Linked DNA regions of Homo sapiens: region 2 is linked to region 1. A link is a loop called in an ENCODE intact Hi-C map of the cell type or tissue named here. Cell type or tissue: CD4-positive, alpha-beta T cell. All regions are shown on one strand.

Region 1 (8,000 bases):
GATAGGGCTCATTTAGGGGCCATATTTGGAGATTAGCTACCAAGGACGTGGGTTTCTCATTATAGTTTAGCAGGTTGGGATTAGAACTAATGTCAAATTAAAATGGAGATTTAGTGAAAAACAAGCCACAGATTAATAGAATAGGTGTATTTAACCTTGTAATGATACTTATATAGTGATTTCCTATAGTCCCTGAAATGATTTTGTGTTCCCAGTTGATCCACACAACGTGTTTCCAGGGAATTAAGCAATCTAGATCCAATAATCTAGACATTTCAGACCTGGAAATGACCCATATGTGTTTTTAGTTTCCTTTTAACACTTATAGATGAGGGAAATAGGGTTCAGAGAAGTTAGGGTAACATGTTCAAGGTAATTAGTATAAGGAGTTTGTAGCAGGACCAAAAATAGTACTCAAGACTCTTTCAGCGTTCTTTCCCTTATGTTTTATTTTATTATAAATCAGCTTCAGTGAGTAATAGTGCATCTACTCTAGGAAGATGTTTGTATTCATGTAAGTTTAGTAATATTGGAAGTGGTGTGGGTGGTAACTCTTATTACTTAGTAAGTAGGGTGTAAGTTTTTTACACCCTACTTTTTTTGTAAACTATTTGCAATGTTTTTTAAATGACCTATCCCTTAGAAATACTATATGCATTGCTTCATTTCACTTGGTAATATGTTTCAGGGAATAAAATAAAGTTTTAACATATGTTTTGTGGTTGAAAAACCAGGGATCAACTTGTTTCACAAAACTGAGTCTAGAAGCTGGCTGGGAATGATTTTTGGGTCCCAGTTCGTGGTCCACCACTGGGTGGTGAGTGTTGGAACTGCCAAAGAAACATAGGGATGCTTGGTACATGGGATGAGAAATAATTGGAACATACCTGGCATGATACTTCTAAGAAATCTATTCTGGTTTTTGGAATACAAATATATTAATTTATTCTAAAACTTTCCTAGGAGATATGATGCAGATGTTATAGAGGGTGCTTGGGCCCTAAGTGAGTTCCATGGTTCTCATGGAGTTCAGATGCTATTCATTGGCATACCCCAGATTCAGAGCTTGAAGTGGAACTGAGCTATTGAGCTCAACTACTCATCAGGAATTCTGTTGGTCTGGCAGGAGATAAACCTGGATGATTACCAGAAGCAGCTGTGGGCCAGATGGGACTGGCAATGCTTGCTGCAGCCTAATTCCCAAGAACTTCAGTGCTCAAGAAGAAAGGCATATGCTTTGTCCCCCTGCTGCCTCCACCCCAGACCAAGCTAATTCCACCCTTCATTCCCTTCTCTGTTCTCTGTCTTCTCCTCCCACTCAAACTTCACTCAGCATCAGCGCCAACTTAAGAGTTCCTTTGCAGCTTTCTCTGGCAACTCTGTTCTGCACTCTCAAATCTATTTCACCTGTTAGATTTTTTTCAAAATAGCATCAAAAAGTGAGTGTATTTAATCATACTCAGCTCATAATAGAGAAAATTGGTGAATAGATTAATAATTCATGCTCCAGCATTAACTGGCAACAGAGAAAGTTGGTCACAGGAAGGCAGAAGAACCTCATTTTCTTTCTTTTTTTTATTATTATTATACTTTAAGTTTTAGGGTACATGTGCACGATGTGCAGGTTAGTTACATATGTATACATGTGCCATGCTGGTGTCCTGCACCCATAAACTCGTCATTTAGCATTAGGTATATCTCCTAATGCTATCCTTCCCCCCTCCCCCCACCCCACAACAGTCCCCAGAGTGTGATGTTGCCCTTCCTGTGTCCATGTGTTCTCATTGTTCAATTCCTATCTATGAGTGAGAACATGTGGTGTTTGGTTTTTTGTCCTTGAGATAGTTTACTGATAATGATGATTTCCAATTTCATCCATGTCCCTACAAAGGACATGAACTCATCATTTTTTATGGCTGCATAGTATTCCATGGTGTATATGTGCCACATTTTCTTAATCCAGTCTATCATTGTTGGACATTTGGGTTGGTTCCAAGTCTTTGCTATTGTGAATAGTGCCACATAAACATACGTGTGCATGTGTCTTTATAGCAGCATGATTTATAGTCCTTTGGGTATATACCCAGTCATGGGATGACTGGGTCAAATGGTATTTCTAGTTCTAGATCCCTGAGGAATCACCACACTGACTTCCACAATGGTTGAACTAGTTTACAGTCCCGCCAACAGTGTAAAAGTGTTCCTATTTCTCCACATCCTCTCCAGCACCTGTTGTTTCCTGACTTTTTCATGATTGCCATTCTAACTGGTGTGAGATGGTATCTCATTGTGGTTTTGATTTGCATTTCTCTGATGGCCAGTGATGCTGAGCATTTTTTCATGTGTTTTTTGGCTGCATAAATGTCTTCTTTTGAGAAGTGTCTGTTCATATCCTTTGCCCACTTTTTGATGGGGTTGTTTGTTTTTTTCTCATAAATTTGTTTGAGTTCATTGTAGATTCTGGATATTAGCCCTTTGTCAGATGAGTAGGTTGCGAAAATTTTCTCCCATTTTGTAGGTTGCCTGTTCACGCTGGTGGTAGTTTCTTTTGCTGTGCAGAAGCTCTTTAGTTTAATTAGATCCCATTTGTCAATTTTGGCTTTTGTTGCCATTGCTTTTGGTGTTTTAGACATGAAGTCCTTGCCCATGCCTATGTCCTGAATGGTAATGCCTAGGTTTTCTTCTAGGGTTTTTATGGTTTTAGGTCTAACATGTAAGTCTTTAATCCATCTTGAATTAATTTTTGTATAAGGTGTAAGGAAGGGATCCAGTTTCAGCTTTCTACATATGGCTAGCCAGTTTTCCCAGCACCGTTTATTAAATAGGGAATCCTTTCCCCATAGCTTGTTTTTCTCAGGTTTATCAAAGATCAGATAGTTGTAGATATGCAGTGTTATTTCTGAGGGCTCTGTTCTGTTCCATTGATCTGTATCTCTGTTTTGGTACCAGTACCATGCTGTTTTGGTTACTGTAGCCTTGTAGTATAGTTTGAAGTCAGGTAGCGTGATGCCTCCGGCTTTGTTCTTTTGGCTTAGGATTGACTTGGCGATGCGGGCTCTTTTTTGGTTCCATATGAACTTGAAAGTAGTTTTTTCCAATTCTGTGAAGAAAGTCATTGGTAGCTTGATGGGGATGGCATTGAATCTATAAATTACCTTGGGCAGTATGGCCATTTTCACGATATTGATTCTTCCTACCCATGAGCATGGAACATTCTTCCATTTGTTTGTATCCTCTTTTATTTCATTGAGCAGTGGTTTGTAGTTCTCCTTGAAGAGGTCCTTCACATCCCTTGTAAGTTGGATTCCTAGGTATTTTATTCTCTTTGAAGCAATTGTGAATGGGAGTTCACTCATGATTTGGCTCTCTGTTTGTCTGTTATTGGTGTACAAGAATGCTTGTGATTTTTGTACATTGATTTTGTATCCTGAGACTTTGCTGAAGTTGCTTATCAGCTTAAGGAGATTTTGGGCTGAGACAATGGGGTTTTCTAGATATACAATCATGTCGTCTGCAAACAGGGACAATTTGACTTCCTCTTTTCCTAATTGAATACCCTTTATTTCCTTCTCCTGCCTAATTGCCCTGGCCAGAACTTCCAACACTATGTTGAATAGGAGTGGTGAGAGAGGGCATCCCTGTCTTGTCCCAGTTTCTGTGACTGGCTTATTTCACTTAGCATAACATCCTCAAGGTTTATCCATGCTGTACCATATGACAGTATTTTCTTCTTTCTAAAAGGCTAAATACTATTCCATTATATATTTATACCATCTTTTCTTTATCCATTCATCAATTGTCAGTGGACAATTAGATTGTTTCCATCTCTTGCTTACTGTGCATAATGCCACAATGAACATGGGAGTTCAAGCATCTCTTGCTGCCTTCAAAATTTTCTCTTTGTCTTTGACTTTTGACAGTTTGATTATAATGTGTCTTAGTGTGATCTTCTTTGGGTTCATCCATGATGGACTCTGTTGGCCTTTGTGAATCTATATGTCCATTTTCTTTCTTAGATTTGGGAAGTTTTGGGCCATTATTTCTTCTACTTCTTTCTTTCTCTCTTTTCCTTCTGAGACCCTATAATGTATATATTGGTGTGCTTGCTAGTGACTCATAGTCCTTGGCTTTCTTCCCTCTTCTTCATTCATTTTTCTTTGTGTTCCTCTGATAGGATAATTTTAAATGACTTGTCTTTGAGTTCACTGATTCTTTCTCCTGCTTTCTTCTGCTTCAAATCACTCTAGTGAATTTTTAAAGTCAGTTATTTTGTTCTTCAGCTCCAAATTTTTTATGTTTGTTACTTTGTAGTGTTTTCTATCTCTTTGCTGTTTTCCTGAGCTCATGGGGCATCCTTATGAAGATCATTTTGAATTCCTTGATAATTCATATACCTGGGTTTCATTAAAGTCGGTTTCTAGAGATTTATTTTATTCCTTTGGTTAGGCCGTGTTTCCCTGTGTCTTTAGATGCCTTGTTACTTTGTGTTTGGATGCACACATTTGAAAAAAGAACTACCTCCCCCAGTATTTACTGGCTTCATACGGGGACCTTCACAAATCCGACTGGCTAGTGATTCTGGTGACTTCTCAAAGATTTTTTGGTAATGTGTCTTCTCCAGACTTATGCATGTAAATTCTTAATGACCAGTTTTCTTTTTTCTGAAGCTCATTATCTCGTCCTCCCTCTGGTGTTTGTCTGGAGTACTACAGGTTCTCTGGAGCTGCCATTGGCCACCCAGGTTTTATTCTTAGTGGCACCCTGTCAGGGTCCCAATAGCATTCTTAGTCAGGTTAGGCAGAAATTCATTACTCAGGCAGATGCTGGAGAAGCTGGAACATTGGACACATGTTCCACTCCCTCCTTTCCCCCTGAGGGGAGAAGCTGCCAAGTTGCATCAGCCTCTGTCCTCTGCACCATAGGTCCTTGGAGCAGCAGTAAGCTACTCGGCTGTTTTTTGTTCTTAGTGATTCCCAGGCATCTAAAATATGCTGCAACCCACAAGTACCCAAAACGGATGAAACAGAAGCCAGACCCGCAGGCAGCCCTCTGAAAAGCTGGAAATGTCGGATAGAGACAGCAACTCTTTTTCCTCCCCAGCAGGAAGTCAGGAGTTAGGAGTTTTCTCCCACTTGTGCTGTGCTGAACTGGGGGTAGGGGAGGATGGCAGGTGAGTTTGTTACAATTCTTACCATCACCTTTGTTCTTAGTGGGTCCCAACTTGGTGCTGTTTCTTGTCCATGCTCATATTCATGTAAGACAGAAACCAGTCCCTTGGGTAGCCCCACAAAATGTCTGAATATTAGGCCTATGTTCCAGTCTTCTCTTTCCCTCCCTCAGGAAGAAGCTGGGAGTTGAGAATTACCTCAGGATCACTCTGGGCTATGCTGGGGATATGGGCTCTGTTGAGTGAGTGCCACAAATTTTCCTGTTGGTCAATGTGACTGGTTTCATGCTTCCCCAGGGTGCAGGAGCCTCTGACCTAGTTTCTGGATTTCTCACAAAGGGGTCTGGTCCATGTGTTGTTGTTGAATCATTGTCTGTAGGGGGAAAGAATGGTTTGGAGCTTCCTATTGTGCCATATTGCTGATGTCGTCCCCCAAGGAGGAGTGTTAATGCATAAATGACTTAGAACAGTTCCTAGGATTTAATAAGCACGCAACAAATCTTAGCTACTTTTATTCTTCTGCCTTAAGAAGGCTGAATATTTTTCTTATATGCCCTATTACTTATGTTACTTTGAAAACTGTTAAAATAATGTAATGAGAATTATAGTGTTAATAAAAAAAATCCTGATATGTTGACTACAACTTCAAAAGAGAAAACAGAAGAACTAAAGTGAAACCATATTTGTTTCTTTTGAATAACTAACACACTAGTCAGTATAATTACTGGTTCTTTTAAGATTGACATGAGAAGCATTGATGGGCAGTAAGTAAACATCAGTGCTGCTTTATGACAGTTTCTGAACAGCAGAAATTTCTGTGGTCTACAACTACTGTGATCCAGAAGGAATTAGACTAACAAAACTCGTAAGACAAATAAATAATACCATTAAACCAGAACCTCTTGGCAAGCTATAAGAGAGTCAGTTTTTTTGTTTTTTTTTTTTTTTGAGATGGAGTCTCGCTCTGTCACCCAGGCTGGAGTGCAGTGGTGCAGTCTCAGCTCACTACAACCTCCACCTCACAGGTTCAAGCAATTTTCATGCCTCAGCCTCCTGAGTAGCTGGGACTACAGGTGCATGCCACCACGCCCGACTAGTTCTTGTATTTTTAGTAGAGATGGAGTTTCACCAGGTTGGCCAGGCTGGTCTTGAACTCCTGACCTCAGGTGATCCACCTGCCTTGGCCTCCCAAAGTGCTGAGATTATAGGCATGAGCCACTGTGCCCGGCCTAGAGTCAGTTCTTATTGAAGTTACTTAAAATGCCACTGGACTTCTATGGTAAGTCAGGCACTACCTGGTTTCAAATCTTTGTTTAGAAAGGCTTTGTAGATGGCAATAGTGGGCATATATAGTCATATTCCTCTGTAGATATAATATATGTCATTATAGCAATTTCTGAAGCATTGCTATGGTTAAGACACTATATCTGAACTGGAGTACTTTTGAGAGTAATAGGGGGCCAGGATAACAGGTCTAGAGCACCCCAGAACTTATAGTCACCCTATGATCACCAAGAAACATCAAATCCATTCATGGTAGAAGGAAGATGTTAAAGCCTATGAGATTGCCCCTCTCTTGGCTCTCATCTGAAGGCTTCTCCATTTTGGCCCTGTTTTCCTATGTGTCTGGACATTTATACACATCTGGCAGTGGCTGGTTGCCTAAGGCCATAGATAAGTACAGTTCTTGACTTTGGGCATGGGTTAAAAAACGATTGTAGCAGCTCTATGGAGTTAAAAATTAAATATACTTTTCTCTGAAGGGAAATAAATATTACATGAAGGATGTCTTTACCTTCAACTGTAATGAAGAATGTGTTAGCTATATTTATGTCTATATTTCTATTTATATATCTATCTGATCATCTATTTTTTCTCTTGGCCTGATATGGTTTGGCTGTGCCCCACCCAAATCTCAACTTGAATTGTATCTCCCAGAATTCTCACCTTTTGTGGGAGGGACCCAGGGGGAGGTAATTGAATCATGGGGGCTGGTCTTTCCTGTGCTATTCTCATGATAGTGAATAAGTCTCATGAGATCTGATGGGTTTATCAGGGGTTTCCACTTTGCTTCTTCCTCATTCTTCTCTTGCTGCCGCCACATAAGAGGTGCCTTTTGCCTCCCACCATGGTTCTGAGGCCTCCCCAGCCATGTGGAACTGTAAGTCCAATTGAACCTCTTTTTGTTCCCAGTTTTGGGTGTCTTTATCATCAGTGTGAAAATGAACTAATACGTGGTCCAAACATTTTAGAATTTCTTCTTGAGCCCTGCACTCTCTCACTAATTAGAAAACTATTCTTTGGTGATAATCTAAAGAGAAATCAAAAGTGAGCAACACAGTAATGGGGAAGACCATGTTAGAGGCTTTTTCCCCAAAATTTTTCTGTGATGTGACATTGATAGCACTTAATCACTTGAAAAAAAGTTCCAAAATCTCCCTGGAGCCTCTTAGGATGCTTTTATTTAAAACTAGTAGCTTCTGGAACATTTTCCATGGTTCAGCTCCCATGGGTTCCTATGTGTAGTGCAGAGCTTGAGAAATATGTCAATACTTCCCTTAAGTCAGAAATTAGTTTAGCTTCTTGAGGTCACAGACCAGATGTACTGTTGTAGTTATATGAGATTGTAACTTCTCTGCATGGTTAATGCTCCTGTTTTTAATTTTTGGAAAACAGATTCTTTGGTTGCTGCTATTCCACACCCGACATGCTGAGTCCTGCTTTTCCTTCTTCACTGTTTAAAACAGGGTGATGTTTTTCTGCATTACACAAGTGACCTTGAAATGGAGACACTGATCTCAGGGGTTTAGGTCCTGTGCATTTTCTCCTGTTA
Region 2 (8,000 bases), 200 kb before region 1:
GGTGGGAATTGAACAATGAGATCACATGGACACAGGAAGGGGAATATCACACTCTGGGGACTGTGGTGGGGTGGGGGGAGGGGGGAGGGATAGCATTGGGAGATATACCTAATGCTAGATGACGAGTTAGTGGGTGCAGCGCACCAGCATGGCACATGTATACATATGTAACTAACCTGCACAATGTGCACATGTACCCTAAAACTTAAAGTATAATAAAAAAAAACAAATATAAAAATAGCAATTAGGCCAGGCGCAGTGGCTTACGCCTGTAATCCCAGCACTTTGGGAGGCCGAGGAGGATGGATCACTTGAGGTCAGGAGTTCGAGACCAGTTTGGTCAGCATGGTGAGACCCTGTCTCTACTAAAAATACAAAAATTAGCCAGGTGTGATGGGGGCTTCCTGTAGTCCCAGCTACTTGGGAGGCTGAGGCAGGAGAATCACTTGACCCTGGTGGCAGAGGTTGCAATGAGCCAAGATTGCACCACTGCACTCCAGCTTGGGCAACAGAGCAAGACTCCATCTCAGAAAAAAACTAATATGGTCTAACCTAGTACTAATAAGTATTGACTCTAAATAACAATAATAATGATTAATTTTGGAGGATTTGAAAATAAAGTGGAACTAAAATACAAATTGTCTATAACAATTACATGTGAGAGGAGAGGTCTCTTGATTTCTTAGGTCTTTATAGTTTTTGATAGATGGTATGCTTTGTTAAATGAAGTATGTAAGTAAACTTTAGGAATATCAGCAACTAAATAGAAAGAGTATATGCAATTTTTAAAGCAGAAAAGTGTAAAAATGGCAAGGAGAGAGACAAAGGAAAAAACCCTCTATTAAAGTGATATAAGGCAGAAAGAAGAAAAAGGAGCAAAGACAACAATGCTGGATACAAACCAGAAAAATATTGATAGGAATATTCTAATATAGTGATATTCACAGATTGGATTTATCAGTTAAAGAACAGAAACTGAGACTGATTTATATGATATCTAGCTATATGCCATTTATAAGAGGCACAACTGTAATGACACAGAAAGTTTGAGAGTGAAGAAATGAAAAAAGGCATACTTGGAAAAAACAAACTACGACTAACGTGGTAGAGCAATATTAATTTCACACCAAACAGACTTTCAGGCAAAATCTGTATCAGAGATTGTGGAGATAGAATTAATTTACAGCTGGAAAGGAAAACCATCATGTTTATCTCTGGGGATGATTGGCTGTCTGGTTTTTGACTTTTGGTCAAGATAAGGGCAGTGGAATTTGTGATGTGTCGTTTAAGGTCCAAAACTCCTGTAGCGACTCTCAAGGTCAGTTTCTTTACCAATGAATTCCAGCTGGCTTAACTGGTGTGACAAGCTGGTTTGATTGTGGCCAGAAGGACTTAAAGCCCCCCTACTGAAAACTTCTCTTTGAGTTCTTCTGAAACTAAAATTCCTTGCACACATCTTGGTGGTTAAAGTTGGGCCCTGAGGAGCTTGCCTGCAATCACTTTCTCTTGCTACACTGTGTTCTTTGTCTTTAAAAGGCCTACAGGCATATATAGATGCTCCTCAATTTATGATAGGGTTATGTCCCAATAAACCTATTTTAAGTTTAAAATATTCTATGTTGAAAATGCATTTACTATACCTAACCTACCAAACATCATAGCTTAGTCTAGCCTACCTTAAATGTACTCAGAACACTTACTAATGCCTACAGTTGGGCAAAATAATCTAATATGAAGCCTATTTTATAAGAAAGTGTTAAAAATCTCATGTAACATTAAACACTGTATTGAAAGTAAGAAACAGAATACTGTATTGAAAGAAAGAAACTTACTAACACCTACAGTTGGGCAAAATAATCTAATATGAAGCCTTTTTGTAAGAAAGTGTTAAAAATCTCATGTAACTTATTAAATACTGTATTTAAAGTAAGAAACAGTATGGGTACTCAAAGTACAGTTTCTACTGAAAGTGTATCACTTTCACACCATCCATAAAGTAAAAAAAAATATTAAGTTGAACCATTGTAAGTCAGGAGCCATCTGTATTCTGGGAAGTCTGGTGAGTCCTTTCAAATATCCAAACTGGAGCAAACTTTGCAGAGGTAAAAAGGGTCAAAATATAATGAAAAAATAATATTTTACCTGGATGATGTAGCAATTACACAACCTATATGTGCCTAGAAATATAATCTTAACATACATAAGGCAGGCCAGGCGCGGTGGCTCACGCCTGTAATCCCAGCACTTTGGGAGGCCAAGGCGGGTGGATCACGAGGTCAGGAGATCGAGACCATCCTGGCTAACACGGTGAAACGCCATCTGTACTAAAAATACAAAAAAAAAATTAGCCGGGCGTAGTGGCGGGCGCCTGTAGTCCCAGCTACTCGGGAGGCTGAGGCAGGAGAACGGCATGAACCCGGGAGGCGGAGCTTGCAGTGAGCTGAGATTGCGCCACTGCACTCCAGCCTGGGCGACAAAGCGAGATTCTGTCTCAAAAAAAAAAAAAAAAAATACATAAGGCAAAAATATAGAAGAATTACTCAGAGGACAAATCTATAATCACTCCCCCTAGAAACTGTTAAATCAAGTACATTAAAATTAGTTAACATAGTTACATGGCGGAGTTGCATACATGTTCGCCAATAATCTGTTCTCTCTCTTTCTTTCGCGTCTCACTCTGTTGCCCAGGCTGGAGTGTAGTGGCGTGATCTCGGCTCACTGCAACCTCCACTTCCTGGATTCAAGTGATTCTCTTGCCTTAACCTCCCCAAGTAGCTGGGATTACAGGTGCACGCCACCACACCTGACCAATTTTTGTATTTTTAGTAGAGACGGGGTTTCACCATGTTGGCCAGGCTGGTCTCCAACTATTGACCTCAGGTGATCCACCAGCCTTGGCCTCCCAAAGTCCTGAAATTACAGGCGTAAGTAGTGTAGGGTTGTGGCTGGGAAAATTATGTAGTTTTTCTGCTCCTATGTTCACTTCTTGTGACTGTCTCTGCTTCCACAGCCAAGGCATGGGAAGATGGGGGAAAAAAAAAAAGCAACATATATTTCCCCCATGCTTTTGGGACCCAAGTCCTGGCCAGAGAGAAGAGCTCTCTTCCCTTAGAGTTTCAGGTGCTTGCACAGCTGCCACTGCCTCTATGTCTGTTGCTCCAGGGGATTGCCTGGGGGCAGCAATAAGAGAGAACAGAAAAGAACACCCCAAGGGATTTTCTTCACTCTGATCCTTAAAGGCTCCCTTTTCTGCTTTTTGGACCAGAATGAGAGGACTTCTCTTGCAGCTCTTTCTATTTGCACCTACTGTGGAGTTCTGGGTTTTGGGATGCTTTTGAATCTAAGGCCAGAAAATAGCGGGAGAGGAGGACAAAACTCACCAGTGGATTGATCTTACATTGAGTTCTGTTTTGTCTCTCAAACCAGTCTGCTATTATTTACTTTTTAGAGTCCCTAGATAACTGCTCCCTGCCTTCTGTGCAGGGTTTTTAGTTGCTTCATTGAATGAGGCAGGGTGCATCTTACTTCATCTTAACTGCAACCACCCACTGGAATCATTATCTTTTAATTGAAAATCAGTGGTTTTACATTTTGTTCTTCCAGAGTGCATTTAACATGAGCCCAAGGCATCTCTTCTTTCCTTAGCTTTTTCAATCTTCCATCAGGAATAAACATGAGATGATTTTTAAAAATTTACTAACTACACATATTCTTTTTCTTGTATATGGGCACAAGATACTAGAAGGAGAGGAAATCACTACCTCAGTGAACATGCATGTACTTCAAGACCTATTTGGAGTTTTTAAGAAAAGATTTCTTCACTCATTGCACCTAGGCTTTCAAATGGAAAAGAATAGCCTGAAATGCATTAGAGCAGCAAGTTTCTCATGTGAAACTTCATTTCCTGGCAGCCTCTTTCTGAAGAGACCAAGCAACATCCTGTGTTGCTCTGAAAGCATGGGGCAGCCACCCTAGGCTGTCAACCCAGCCAGGCTCCACTTCAAAGACTGACTACAGTGCTAGTTCAGCACTTAGCAATTAACATTGCACAGACGACATGGCTGACCTTTATTTTGAAAGTGTTTTTTACAGTTTCAGAATGTATCTAGAGAAAGAGCTTATAATATATTCTTCAGTTAAAAGCAACAAAGAGAAAACTTGCTTCTCATTTCCAACAGGGAATGACTCTTGTGTATAAAAAATTCAAAATTCAATAAACAACTATAAGGCATTTTTCGTATGTACACAACCACAATAAAAACACTGTCTTGAATTTGGCACAGCATAATTTCTTGAGAACAAAGAGCCATTATTATCACCATCACCACTACCACCACAACAAGGCAGGGGGCCAAGGAAGGGGAAGACAGAGAAAGAGAGACAGAGAGAGAGAGAATGTAATTTAGTTGATTGGGCCTTTTATGGTTTGAGAAATGATCATTAATTGCAGTTTGTTCTTAAAACAGTAGATGGCTCCTTAGACCTGAAATAGTTGAGAATATATATATATATATATATATATATATTTTTTTTTTTTTTTTTTTGAGATGGAGTCTTGCTCAGTTGCCCAGGCTGGAGTGCAGTGGCGCGATCTCGGCTCACTGCAAGCTCTGCCTCCTGGGTTCACGCCATTCTCCTGTCTCAGCCTCCCGAGTCACGCCCACCACCACGCCTGGCTAATTTTTTTTGTATTTTTAGTAAAGACGGGATTTCACCATGTTAGCCAGGATAGTCTCGATCTCCTGACCTCATGATTTGCTCACCTCGGCCTCCCAAAGTGCTGGGATTACAGATGTGAGCCACCGCGCCCGGCCGAGAATGATATTTTTGTAAGGACAGTGTAGAAATATAATTCAAATAGGGAAATCTGGTGCTGGGTCCTTTTACTAGAAAGGGAATCTATTGTACATTATGAGGTCAGGCAGTCAGAAATGTATTATCAGAACTTCCCAGAATTGGTGTTGTTGAGGGTGATTCAATGATAAAGAGTCATAAAATCCAATTTTGTTACCCTTTTGCCGTGGGATCTAGCATAACATTGTTGGTATTCTTGCCATGGTTGCAATTGTCTCTAGGGTCAGGAGATGCTTCAGTAAGCGCAGAACTCACTAGCCGTAACAGATGAAATAGGAAGAATTGCCACTAAATGAGCTCTTTTGAAAGAGTTGGAGTTATTTTCTGTTTTGGGAATGAGAAATAAGAGTATAGAATTTGGCAATATTAGCAAGATGAAACTTCCTCATGACACCATAAATTTATTCTAAATAAAAATGGAGAGGTTGAACAGAGATCTTTGGTTTTAATGCAAATGCCAGAGAATTACTTTGCAACAGAAGCTTGGGAAGCACTAGTTTGTAACCTTTTTGATGAGGGAATCAATATACTTGGAGGTGAAAGATTCATGCACACTTAGAAATAAGCAGCTGGGCCTCTGGAAGAACAGGAATGGGAAGTTGGGTCTACAGTCAAAGCAATAGGAGTGTCCTGCCCTTAATTTGACTCATTTAGCCTTTGCCCATCTGCTTCTATTTTGATAAGAAATATCTCCTTGATCCTCTGCTCTAATTTTTTAAATCTTCCTCCTAACTTCTGCTTACTCATAGTTTTGTTTCCCTCGTAATTTCTGTTTGAACATGGTCTGTCGTGGTTTTCTTGCTCAATTTCTACATTAGATCATCTCACTTCTGCTTCATTTTGTTGACCTCACCTTTCCTTTGTTATTTCCTTGGTTAAAATTCCTGAGGAAGAGAAATTGATGAGCTGATCTCAATTCTTGTCCCAGGACTCCCAGGACACATTGTATTTTGTTGGCAATTTTTGGTTTAACATTCTTTTGGGTCAGGTGTCCTCCCATATATCTGGCAAGGCTGGAAAGGATATAAAGCATGTTTGCATAAGTCCAGCTTCTTCTGCATGGTGAGGGACAGGGTAGAGGACCTAGAACCAGAAATTGGTTTATTTAGAACTATGGTGACCACATGTCCAAGTTTTTCTGGAAGATTCACAATTTCAATATGCTGTCTTGCATCCAGTGTAGTTTAGTATTTGTCTCAGGCTTTTCATTTTTTAATAAAATTTAAAAAATTAATACTTGTGGTGGTGGACATGGATATACATTGCCAAAATCTACCTTTCAGGAAGGATTTGCTTTCTAGCTGGTGGAGTGCAGTCAACAGAAACCTCCAGCTGTCAGCTTCTTTGGGATTTGCTTGAGCTGCAGTGAACTGCATTGTCGAAGGTCATATCTTTTCCAAGCCAGCCTGTGTCTGGTGACTGACTGAGGTGGGGGAATAAAGTCCTGGCCATTTCACCCTAATGGGGGAGGTCCCTGTATTAGTTTGTTTTCATACTGCTGTAAAGAAATACCAGAAACCAGTTTACTTATAAGAAAAGGGGTTTAATTGACTCACAGCTTCACAGACTATAAAGGAAGCATGGCTTGGGAAGCCCCAGGAAACTCACAATCATGGCTGGTGTTGAGTCCCTGTAGCTTTTCCAGGTGCACAGAGAAAGCTTCTCACGGATCTACAATTCTGGGGTCTGGAGGACGGTGACCCTCTTCTTGCAGTTCCACTAGGCAGTGCTCCAGTGGGGACTCTGAGTGGGGTCTCCAACCACACATTTCCCCTGCACATTGCCCTAGTAGAGGTTCTCCATGAGAGCTTTGCTCCTGCAGCAGACTTCTGCCTGGACATGCATTTCCATACATCCTCTGAAATCTAGGTGGAGGCTCACAAACCTCAACTCTTGCCCTCTGCACACCTGCAGGTTTAACACCATGTGGAAGCAGCCAAAGCTGATAGTTTGCATCCTCTGGAACAGTGGCCTGAGACATATTTGGGACCCTTTTAGCCATAGCTGGAGCTGGAGCAACTGGGATGCAGGGAGCAGTGTCCTGAGGTTAGGACCCTAACTCAGGGCAGCAGGGCCCTGGACTCAGTCCACAAAACCATTCTTCCCTCCTAGGCCTCTGGGCCTGTGATGGTAGGGGCTGCCAGGAAGGTCTCTGAAATACCTTTGAGGCATTTTCCCCAGTGTCTTGGCTATTAACATTCAGCTCCTCTTTATGCAAATTTTTGCAGCTGGCTTGAATTTTTCTCCAGAAGGTGGGTTTTTCTTTTCTACCACATGGTCAGGCTGCAAATTTTCTAAACTTTTATGCTATGTTTTTCTTTTAAATATTAGTTCTAGTTTCAGATCATCTCTTTGCTCATGCATATGACCAAATGCTGTTAGAAGCAGCCAGGCTACTTCCTGAATGCTTTGCTGCTTAGAAATTTCTTTTGCCAGATACCTTCAATCATCACTCTCAAGTTCAATATTCCATGGATCCCTAGGGTAGGGTACAATGCTGCCAGTCTCTTTGCTAATGCATAACAAAAGTGACTTTTGCTCCAGTTCCCAATAAGTTCCTCATCTTCATCTGAGACCCCCTCAGCCTGGACTTCATTGTCCATATCACTATCAGCACTTTTGGTCACAACAATTTAGCAAGTCTCTAGGAAGTTCCAAACTTTCCCTCATCTTCCTGTCTTCTTCTGAGCTCTCCAAACTGTTCCAACCTCTGCCCATTACCCAGTTCCAAAGCTGCTTCCACATTTTCAGTTATCTTTATAGCAATGCCTCACTCCCAGTAACAATTTTCTGTATTAGTCTGTTCTCGCACTGCTATAAAGAAATGGCTGAAACTGAGTAATTTTTAAGAAAAAAGGTTTAATTGACCACAGCTCTGCAAGCTGTACAGGAAGCATGCCTGGGGAGGCCTCAGGAAACTCACAATCATGACAGAAGGGGAAGGGGAAGCAGGCATGTCTTACATGGCTGGAGAAGAAGGAAGAGAGAGAAGCAGGGGTACTTTGCACTTTTAAACAAGCAGATCTTGTGATAACTCACTCAACACCACAAGAACAGCAAGGGGAAAATCTGCCCCTGTGATCTCCCACCAGGCCCCTCCAACACTGGGGATTACAATTTGACATGAGATTTGGGCAGGGACCACA

What was found. Hi-C counts contacts between places; a loop is a spot of excess contacts. Peaks named below come from ENCODE experiments on the same cell type or tissue, not always from the same donor. Only the 100,000 strongest peaks of a DNase experiment are listed, where the experiment ranks them.
Region 2: a loop joins it to region 1, with 4 times the contacts of the local background. A loop is called at or near these places in 5 of 110 quality-filtered maps.

Annotation. Positions count from the first base shown.
Region 1 is chr5:130,868,379-130,876,378 of GRCh38, reverse strand. It overlaps LOC107986449 (a long non-coding RNA gene), which reads left to right and starts at 4,952. Exons shown (of 4, transcript XR_001742881.1): 1 at 4,952-5,170. In CD4-positive, alpha-beta T cell, CTCF peaks have their summits at 4,506 and 4,707 (motif pointing left); a DNase peak (open chromatin) is centred at 4,698.
Region 2 is chr5:131,065,439-131,073,438 of GRCh38, reverse strand. LOC105379172 (a long non-coding RNA gene) reads right to left here. Exons shown (of 5, transcript XR_007058928.1): 5 at 4,889-5,178. Among named protein-coding and RNA genes, the nearest start is that of HINT1, 96 kb to the left of the region's middle. In CD4-positive, alpha-beta T cell, a CTCF peak has its summit at 4,424; DNase peaks (open chromatin) are centred at 3,968 and 4,348; H3K4me3 peaks cover 472 bases; H3K27ac peaks cover 2,531 bases.